Linked DNA regions of Homo sapiens: region 2 is linked to region 1. A link is a loop called in an ENCODE intact Hi-C map of the cell type or tissue named here. Cell type or tissue: mesothelial cell of epicardium. All regions are shown on one strand. Links, peaks and the distances in the headings refer to the core of each region. The heading gives the core; the rest is flanking DNA. Region 1 overlaps LOC107987133 (a long non-coding RNA gene). Region 2 overlaps LOC105376289 (a long non-coding RNA gene).

What was found. Peaks named below come from ENCODE experiments on the same cell type or tissue, not always from the same donor. Only the 100,000 strongest peaks of a DNase experiment are listed, where the experiment ranks them.
Region 2: it touches region 1 in a loop (35-fold over the local background); 7 of 110 quality-filtered maps call a loop at or near these places.

Annotation. Positions count from the first base shown.
Region 1 is chr9:129,302,403-129,307,747 of GRCh38, forward strand. All of the region lies in intron 1 of LOC107987133 (a long non-coding RNA gene), which reads left to right. Among named protein-coding and RNA genes, the nearest start is that of LINC02913, 16 kb to the right of the region's middle. In mesothelial cell of epicardium, for the core only: no CTCF peak of the experiment used is centred there; DNase peaks (open chromatin) are centred at 1,499, 2,359 and 4,779.
Region 2 is chr9:129,195,267-129,200,641 of GRCh38, forward strand. The region is part of intron 1 of LOC105376289 (a long non-coding RNA gene); the gene reads left to right. Among named protein-coding and RNA genes, the nearest start is that of IER5L, 20 kb to the left of the region's middle. In mesothelial cell of epicardium, for the core only: no CTCF peak of the experiment used is centred there; a DNase peak (open chromatin) is centred at 3,341.

The sequences.
Region 1 (5,345 bases), core at 1-5,000:
GAGAACTCTATATCCAGTGGTTTCACTGGTGACTTCTATTAAACATTTAAGAAAAAATAATACATCAGAAACTCTTACAGAAAAAGGAGAAAGAGGAAACCTTCCCACTTGTTTTGTGAGGTCAGCATAACCCTACCGCCCAAACCTGACAAACACATCACAATAAAACTACAGAACAATATCCCACAAGAACATAGATGCAAGCATTCCTAAGAAAATACTAGCAAATTTAATCTAGCAATATATTATAAGGATAATACACTAAGACCAACTGAGTTTTGTCTCAGCAATGTAATATTGGTTTAATGTTAAAAATTTAATCAGTGTAATACACAGTATTCACAAAATAAAGGAGAGAAACCATATGATCGTTGAAAACACAAAAATGTTTAAATAAAACTCAATGCTTATTCAATGTGTATACACACACACACACACACACACACACACTCTCTCTCTCTCTCTCTCTCACCAACTAGAAATGGAAGAGACCTTTCTCAATCTAAAAAAGGACATGTGGGCTGCACACGGTGGCTCACGCCTGTAATCCCAGCACTTTGGGAGGCTGAGGCAGGTGGGTCACCTGAGGTCAGGAGTTCAAGACCAGCCTAGTTTAACACAGTGAAACCCCATCTCTACTAAAAATACAAAAATTCGCTGGGTGTGGTGGTGGGTGCCTGTAATACCAGCTACTCGGGAGGCTGAGGCAGGAGAATCGCTTGGACCCTGGAAACAGAGGTTGCAGTGAGCTGAGATCCCACCACTGCACTCTAGTCTGGGCAACAGAGCGAGACTCTATCTCAAACAAACAAACAAACAAATATACAAAAACAAAACATAAAAACGGCATGGATGAAAACTCTACAGCTGATATTATACTTAATAGTGAAATAGTAAACACTTTCCCCCTAAGACCAGGAAAATGGCAGGGATCACAGTCTCTCTATATTATTGTGCTGAAAGTCCTAACTGGTGCAATAAGACAAAAAGAAAAAAAAAAAGAAAGAAGAAAAGGAAAAAAAGAGAAAGAAATAAAAAGCATGAAGACCATAAAGAAAGAAGTAAAACTGTCTCTCTTTACAGATGAGATCATTCTCTATGTAGAAAATTCTAAGGAATCTGCAAAACAACTACAATAACTTAATAAATGAATTTAGCACGATTGTAAGATATAAGATATATATATGTTTATATATAATTGATAATTACATATCTGTGCACTGGCAGCAAGCAGAAATGTTTTTTAAAATTTCATTTATAAGTATAACATACTTAGTAATAAACTTAGCAAAAGAGAGAAATGAAAGAAGCCCTAAGATAAACAGAAAGAAATTGTGTGCTCGTGGGTCAGAAGACCCAAGTTAGTTAACAGGTCAATTCTCCCTGGATTGACCTATCATAATCCCGGGAGCATTGTGCGAATGCATAAATTGGCCCAGCTCAGTGGCTCACGCCTGTAATCCCAGCACTTTGGGAGGCCGAGGTGGGTGGGCCACCTGAGGTCGGGAGTTCGAGACCAGCCTGACCAACATGGAGAAACCCCGTCTCTACTAAAAATACAAAATTAGCTGGGCGTGGTGGCACGTGCCTGTAATCCCAGCTACTCGGGAGGCTGAAGCAGGAGAATTGCTTAAACTCTGGAGGTGGAGGTTGTGGTGAGCCAAGATTGCACCATTGCATTCCAGCCTGGGCAACAAGAGAGAAACTCCGTCTCAAAAAAAAAAAAAAAAAAAAAAAAGGAGAATGCGTGAATTGTCAATCTCATTCTAACATTCATAGAGAAGAACCTAAGTTAGCCCTCCAAATCTTGCCGTAAGTTGAAGAACTTACAGTACCTGATTTCAAGACTAAAGAACAAAGGCCAAAAAAAGACTAGATTCATGGTATTGACTAGAGAGTCCAGAAGTAGGCCCACATTTATACAGCACATTGATTTTTGACAAAGGCATCAAAACAGTTCTATGGGGAAAAGCAGTATTTTGAATAAATGATGCTGGAACAACTGGATGTCAGTATTGAGAAAAATGAATGTTGAATCTTCAAATTATACAATAAATTTAATTCAAGGTGGATCGTAGGTCTAAATGTAAAAGCTAAAACTGTGAAACTTCCACAAGAAAACACAGGGAAACACTTTCACGATCTGTGAGCAGTCCAGAATGTCTTAGATGGGACAGCAAAAGCAACAAACATTTAAAAAATCGATAAATTGGGCCTGGTATAGTGGCTCATGCCTGTAATCCTAGCACTTCGGGAGGCTGGGGTGGGTAGATCACGAGGTCAGGAGCTTGAGACCAGCCTGGTCAACATGATGAAACCCCATCTCTACTAAAAATACAAAAAAATTAGCCAGGCGTAGTGGCGGGCACCTGTAATCCCAGCTACTTGGGAGGCTGAGGCAAGAGAATCGCTTGAACCTGGGAGGCGGAGGTTGCAGTGAGCCAAGATCGTGCCATTGCACTACAGCCTGAGTGACAGAGTGAGACTTTGTTTCAAAAAAAAAAATTGATAAATTGACTTCATCAAAATGAAAAGTCTTTATTGTTAAGAAAACTAAAAGGGAAACCACATACTTTGGGCAAATACTGCAACCCATATATCTGATAAAAGGCTAGTATCCAGGTTATATAGATAATCCTGTAACTCAATAATAAGAGGGTTTATGTGCTGGAAAGATTTGAACAGACACGTCACGGAAGAATGCATATGAATGGCCAATGAACACATTTGAAAGTGTTCATCGTCATTAGTTATCTGGGAAATGCAAATGAAAATCCATGAGCTACTACTGCAGTCCCACCAGAACAATGGTCCCCAACCTTTTTGGCACCAGGGACCAGTTTTGTGGAAGACAACTTTTTCATGGCCAATTTTTCTATGGCTGGGGGTTTGGGACGGTTTTGGGATGAAACTGTTCCACCTTAGAACAGGCATTAGTTCAAGTCTCATCAGGAGGGTGCAACCTAGATCCCTCGCATGCACAGTTCACAATAGGGCTCACGCTTCTGAGAGAATCCAGTGCTGCCACTGATCTGGCCGGAGGTGGAGCTCACGCAGCAATGCCCCCTCATCAGCCACTCACCTCCTGCTGTGCGGCCCGGTTCCTAACAGGCCATGGACCTATACCAGTTTGTGGCCTGGGGGTTTGTGACCCCTGCACTAGAATGACTCCAATTTTAAAAGACCGATGGCACCAAATGTGGATGAGGATGTAGAAAAACTGGAACTCTCATAAATCACTGATGGAAACATAAAATGTTACAAGTACCTCGGAGAAAGTTTCACTCTTGTCTTATAAAGTAAAACATACATCTACCCTATGACCCAGTAATGCCACTTCTAGATGTGGTCCCAAAAGAAATAAGTGCACATGTTTGCAAAAAGATTTTTATGTAAATGTTTGTAGCAGCTTTATTTATAATACCCTCAGACTGGAAACTGCCCAAATATCCATTAACAGAAGAACAGATAAACAAATTGTGGTATATCCATACTATGGAATACAATTCATCAAAAAAAAAAAAAAAAAAAGAGAGAATGAACTATCAATAAACACAACAACACAGATGAATCACAGACATTATGTGGAATGAAAAAAGCCAGACACAAAAAGATACAAATTGTGTGATTCCACTTATACAAAGTTCTGGAACAGGCAAAACTAATCTATGGTGAAAAAAATTAGAAAACCGATTGCCTGTGGCGGTGCAGGATTGGCTGGGAAGACACAAAGTAACTTTCTGGCATGTTGAAAAGTTCTTGATTTTGCTAACGTGTGGGCTTCAGGTGTATGCATTTGATAAAATACGTAAAACCTCATAAAATGGTACACATGAAATCTGTGCATTTGTAAATCGTGCATTTGTGAATATGTAAATTTTACCTAAAAAACCCTGAAATGTAAACAAAGATTCAGAATAACATTACACAGGTCAGCAGTCACAACAGCACCTTGGCCACCAGGACTATGAAGAGTGCTCAGCTGCCTCTGCTCGGCCACCCTGTGACCGGGTTAGGGCAGAGCTCTTTGGGTCTGACCACACTTGCTTACAGAATCACAAGACAAAGTCCTCCACATTCTGGAGACGGAGGCTTCCTGGACGCTGCCTCTGCCACTGCATTGCTTTGCCTTGGGTAGCCAGGCAGTAGCTCACGCCTGCTCTCCTTCACAGGCACAGCCGGCTCTTTGTCCTCTGATCAACCTGATCGTCATAGGACCAACCTCCTCTGTACAAAGATAAATGCTGTTCCCCTCAATCAGTACTGACCTGGGAAACAGGGCTTCTTGGTTCTAGTCACAAGATTTGCCTATGAGGCCCGCACTTTGGGAGGCTGAGGTGGCAGGATCGCTTGAGCCCAGGAGTTCGAGACCAGCCTGGACAACATAGCAAGACCCTGGCTTGACAAAAAAAAAAAATTATCTGGGCATGATGGTGTGCACCTGTAGTCCCAGCTATCTGAGAGACTGAGGTGGGAGGATCGCTTGAACCTGGGAGGTTGAGGTGACAGTGAGCTATCATGCCACTGGACGCCAGCCTGGGTGACAAAGCGAGACCCTGTCTCAAAAATAGAAAGAAAAAAAAAGATTTGCTTGTGATATTTGGGCCACTCTCATTCACGTATTCATGAATTACCAAATATTTTTTTGAGCCAACCCTGCTGTAGGTTCTTGGGACACATGAATGAGCAAAACACAGGAAAACTTTTGTCCTCTTCCAAGTGGGAGGACACTGATGGTGGTGCACAGAGTAATGGCCCCCAAAGACGTCCACGTTCTGATCCCTGGAAGCTGTGAGTGTGCTACTTCATGTGGCCAAAGGAATTCTGCACGTGTGATTAAGTTAGGAATCCTGAGATGGGGGGATGATCGTGGATTATCTAGTTGGGCCCAAGGTAATCACCAGGGTCCTTATACGGGTCGGGGAGGAGGGTCAGAGCTAGAGGAGGCGACGAGGTGAAGGAAGCAGAGGTTGGAATGATGCCTTTGGTGGAAGGAGCCATGAGTCAAGGAACGTGGGTGGCCTCTAGAAGCTGAAAAGGCAAGGATGTGAATTCTCCCCTAGAGCTTCCAGAAGGAATGCAGTCCTGCCGACACCTTGATTTCAGCCCAGGGAGACTCATTTCAGACTTACAACTCCCAGAGTTACAAGATAATAAATTTGGGTTGTTTTGAGCCACCAGGTTTGTGGTAATCTGTTAGAGCAGTGACAGGAAACTGACTTAAACAATACACCTACTACCTAAGCAGATTATCCATGATGCGTGAGAAGGTAATGGAACAATAATTCTGAGCTCCTCTTTGCCTGGGAGAGAGGCGGCTGTTGGGGTGTCTGTTTGCACATAGA
Region 2 (5,375 bases), core at 318-5,317, 110 kb before region 1:
ATTTGAAGGTGAGAGGAGCCCTCCTTCCCGTACCCGAAAGAAGAGGAGGAAGAATCATGGGGTTGCTGACCCTGAATCTGGCTGCTTCCCTAAAAGACCGTCCACAAAGACCACCAAGTCCCACACACTAACTTCTCAGGGAAACTGAGGCCCAGAGAGGGGGGGGCACTTGCTCAGGGTCACACGGTGTGGCCCTGGAGGAATCCAGGCTCTGTAGGTCTGATAGAATCATGCTGGCACTCTCCCCTTTGGGGCTGAGTTTGCAGTTCAGGTCTGGAGACTCCGGGCCGCAGGGCACCTCAGGGGTCTGTTCTGCCGCATCGAGCCCTTCACTCCTGCATTCAAGCATGTTTCTTAAGTGGCCGCTCTGTGCTGGCCCCTCTGCTGACGGTGAGGGTCTCCGACGTGGCCTGGTGATGAGTTGGGATTTGTGGTTAGCTGCGACTCACAGAAACCCAACAATGATGACTTGAGCGGGAAGCACACGGTGCTGTGGGAGGCAGTCAGGCCTGGGCAGCCTCTGGAGACGCCCTTCTGGCCACCTAGCACGTGGCTTTCCTCTTTGTGGCAGAAAACGGCTGCTTCACCTCCAGCTCTCAGGACAGCATTCCAGGCAGGAAAATTGGGGTGGTGATTGGGAAAGGGTGAAGGGCAAAGTACAAAAGGCCCCTGCCAGGTGAATTCCTCTTTTTTTCAGAAAAACAATTGATTTCCTGGTCATTCTTAGCAGGAGACTCCTAATTTCATCTCATTGCTAGAATTAGGTAAAGCAGCCCAGCTAGCTGCAAAGGAGTCTGGGAAGTGAGTATTTGTATCTGGGCATATTTGCCCACTTGAACAAAACAGGGTTCTGTTAGGAAGGTAGCTGGGGACAAAATGGACACCGAACTGTCCAGCAGCGTTCTTACTCAGCGAACAGGGTTTCTGCCCTCAAGGCGCACCCACATCTGCTTGGCCACATACATTTGGACCTTTTTGCTGGAGCACGAAGTAGGATGTTGCTGGCATGTGCCCTGGAGGGATGCCCAGCAGTCTCCTACCATCTCCAGAGGGAGTGTCCTGTGCCCAGCACAGTGCCTGGTGCGTGGTAGGGGTCCAATCAATATTTGCTGTGACTCAAGGGAGGAGTTTCTAGATAGTAGTGTTTCTGGTGCATTTTCCATGACCCAGACCAGCTTTAAAAATTTTTTTGCATTGTATTTATTTATTTTATTTATTATTATTATTTTCTGAGACAGTCTCACTCTGTTGCCCAGGCTGGAATACAGTGGCATGATCTTGGCTCACTGCAGCCTCCTCCTCCTGGGTTCAAGCGATTCTCCTGCTTCAACCTCCTGAGTAGCTGGGACTACAGGTTCACGCCAACACACCTGGCTAATTTTTATGTTTTTAGTAGAGACAGGGTTTCGCCATGCTGGCCAGGCTGGTCTCGAACTCCTGACCTCAAGTGATCCGCCTGCCTTGGCCTCCTAAAGTGCTGGGATTACAGGTGTGAGCCACCGCACCTGGCCTTTCTCTTTCCTTCCTCTCTCCCTCCCTCTGTCTGTCCGTCCCTCCCTTCCTTCCTTCCTTCCTTCTTTCCTTTCTTTTGAGACAGAGTCTCACTCTGTCGCCCAGGCTGGAGGGCAGTGGTGAGATCTTGGCTCACTGCAACCTCCGCCTCCCGGGTTCAAGCGATTCTCCTGTCTCAGCCTCCTGAGTGGCTGGGACTATAAGCACATGCCACCACCACGCCCGGCTAATTTTTGTATTTTTAGTAGAGACGGGGTTTCACCATGTTGGTCAGGCTGATCTCGAACTCCTGACCCTGTGATCCACCCATGTTGGCCTCCCAAAGTGCTAGGATGACAGGCGTGAGCCACTGCACCCAGCCATTTTCTTTTCTTTTCTTTTTTTAGAGACAGGGTCTTGCTGTGTTGCCCAGGCTGGAGCAGAGTGCAGTGGCGTCATCATGGCTCACTGCAGCCTCGTCCTCCCCGGCTCAGGCAATCTTCCCATCTCTTGAGTAGCTGGGACCACACGTGCATGCCACCATGCTTGGCTAATTTTTAAAATTTTTGTAGGGGCTGGGTGTGTTGGTTCATGCTTGTAATCCCAGCACTTTGGGAGGCCAAGGTGGGTGGATCACTTAAGGTCAGGAGTTCAAGACCAGTCTGGCCAACATGGTGAAACCACATCTCTACTGAAAATACAAAAAATTAGCTGGGCGTGGTGGCGGGCGCCTGTAGTCCCAGCTGCTCAGGAGGCTGAGGCAGGAGAATCGCTTGAACCCAGGAGGCAGAGGTTGCAGTGAGCCAAGATCTCACCATTGCACTCCAGCCTGGGCAACAAGACTGAAACTCCGTCTCACAAAAACAAAACAAAAAAATAAATTTTTTGTAGACAGATCTTGCCATGTTTGGCGAGGCTGGTCTCAAACTCTTGGCGTCAAGTGATCCTCCGCCTTGGCCTCCCAAAGTGCTGGGATTACAGTTATGAGCCACTATGTATGGCCCAGTCCAGCTTTTGTATTGGTTTACATGAGGCTTTTAGTTTGGATCTTTATTCAATGCCTCTTCTGTGGATGAGATGGTGTGGGGTACAGAGGCAGGGGTGCTAAGACCAGCCCCTCCTGCAGGGAGAAGGCCACGATCCTCCCTGACTCTTGTGGGGGCTTCCGTAATGCCCAGTACTGAGTCCCCTACCCTGGGACCTGTGCTCTGCCTCTGGAATGGAAGCCACTCTGTAACCCCTAAAACCAGAGAAATTGGCAGCTGCTCCCTTGGCTGAGAACATCGCTGACTCCAAGTGCCCCAGTGCTCTCCACTCATCATTTCACAGACGACCCTGAGGGAGGCAGGGCCAGTGCGGCCTCATTCCACAGACGAGGAAACAGTCTCGGCCACTTGGCCAAGGTCCCAGAGCTTGTAAGGAGCAGATCTGGGATTTGAACCCAGGTCTGTTCAATGCCAGAGTAACTGCCCTCTGTCCGGGCTGGCTGACACCACCCGTCATTTATTAGGCAGCAAATGGTTATCCCGTCCTCTGGGCTTAGGGCTTATGGCTGTGTTTGCGGGGTGGGGATGGAGTGGGAGGCGGGAAACATTCCTAGTGGTGGGAAACCAGATGTGGGTGCAGGGAGAGACGCTGGGAGAGGTGCCAGGTGTCAGGGGCCACGCTGTGACATCTCCTCCTGGTGGAGGGTTCCAGCCCAGGGCAGGGGACGGAAGCTTCGGTGGCCCCTACGCTGAGCCTGGCATCTCTCGGGTCTCCTAGTGCTTAGAGCTGACACGGGGATCAGTGCTTGGCTGGCGCTTGCCAGAGGCAGTGTTTCTCTCCTTCCTTCTTCCCTTTTTTTCTGAGACAGTGATCTTGGCTGTGGCGCCGAATCCGCTCTATGGGAAAAACTTGTTTTTGTCGGTAAACTCGAGCGTTATGACTCAGAAGACACCCAGGGAGCAGCCTCGTGGTGTCAAGGGGCCGCTCTGCTAATGAGCTAATGCTTAGGAAGTGCTTTGAAGACGAAAAATTCCACACGAGGGTTGAGGGTGTGTGCTGTTATTTGGGGGAGAGGGTGAATAGGAGGATGAAGTGGAGGGAAAGGGGCAAAATCTTGCTAAGGAACAGCCCCCCGAGACCCTCGGGCTGCGCGGCAAGGCTGGCTTTGCGTGTTGCTGATGCAGGCGTCTGTCTGGGCAGAGGCACCAGCTGCCCCTTTGTTCAGAACAAGGCAGATCTGAACTGGGTGGGACACGCGGCTTTGATTTAGTTTTTCTTCCGGGGGAGGGGGCGGGCTGGGGTGGGAAGGGATGGGACTTGGGTGACTCCTGTCGTCTAGCCTGAGATCTTCCAGTCTGGAAGCAGCTGCTGTCATTCATTCATTCAACAAACACATCGACCTGCGCCAGGCATGGGCCATGGAGCAGGAAACGAAGATAGTCCCTGTCCTCTTGAAGTTTATGGCCTGGAGGGGGAGATGACATCTAACAGATGAAGACGTCAACCACCTTGCAGTTAGAATTGTGAAAGGGTGGCGGCAGAGAGACACCTAAAGTCATGGGTGCGGGAACCACAGATGTCCCAGCCCAGGTCTGGGAGTGCCAGGAAGGCTTTCCCAGGAGGAACAGCTCAAAGGAAAGAGTGGGGGTTTCCAGCTCCCAGGCAGAGAGACAGGACACATCAGCAGAGAGATTGGCATTAATTAATACACTGAATAAATGGCCGGGCCTGGTAGCTCACGCCTGTAATCCCAGCACTTTGGGAGGCCAAGGCGGGTGGGTCACCTGGGGTCAGGACTTTGAGACCAGCCTGGCCAACATGATGAAACCCCATCTCTACTAAAAATACAAAAAATTAGCCGGGCGTGGTGGTGGGTGCCTGTAATCCCAGCTACTTGAGAGGCTGAGGCAGGAGAATAGCTTGAACCTGGGAGACAGAGGTTGCAGTGAGCCAAGATCGCGGGACTGCACTCGTCTGGGTGACAAAAGCGAAACTCTGTCTCCAAAACAAAACAAACAAAAAAGACACTGAATAATTCATCCAGCAAACCTTTATTGAGTACTTACTATATGCCACACACTGGGGACACAGAGGCACTCAACACAGGCAGCCGGACTCCCTATGGAGCTGCCGTTCTGTGCACCAAGCAGATGAAGAAGCAGGTAGAGAAAGCAGCAGACAGCAGTAAGGAGTGGTGGGGAAAAGAAACCGACTCATGGGGTAGAGGGGCCTGGGGAGGCTCCTACAGATTGTGCGGCAGAGAGGGAAGGCGTTTTTCAGGACGTGGGGTTTAAACTGAGACCGCCAGAGTGGTAAGGAAGAGCCAGCAGCCTCTAGCCGGCCCAGCCAGTGCAAAGGTCCTGAGACAGGAATAAGTTCAGTGTGATCAGAGAACTAAGAGAGGCCAGCGCAGTGGCGGGCACGCAGTGAGCCCCAAGGAGAGTGAGAATGCAAGTTCTGCAGGGGTTCCTCGTGAAGGGCTGGCTGTGTAGCATAAGTATTACGTTCATTGTAAATAAAGAAACTACTAATACAGGGGCTTATACAGACAGAAGATTTTGCTTTAGCCAATGATAAGCCTTCGGTGGGTAGTCGGGTTGGTGTAGTAACTTACAGATGGCACGGCCACCCCTGCTCTATCTTCCCTTTCACTGTCTTCAGTGTGGAGGCTGTGTCCTCACAGTTGCTGCCTCATGGTCACAAGATGGCTGCGGCACCTCCGGGCCTCACATCCATGTTCCAGGCAAGAGGAAGGAGAAGGAGCAAAAGGCCGAAGAGCAAAGAGTGAGAGGGCCTTTTCCTTGCCAGCTCCATCTCTTTATTCAGAAAGGGAATTGCTCCTCAGGGACTTTTGTTCTAACTTACTGGCTAGATCTGGGTTACATGGCCACCTTGGA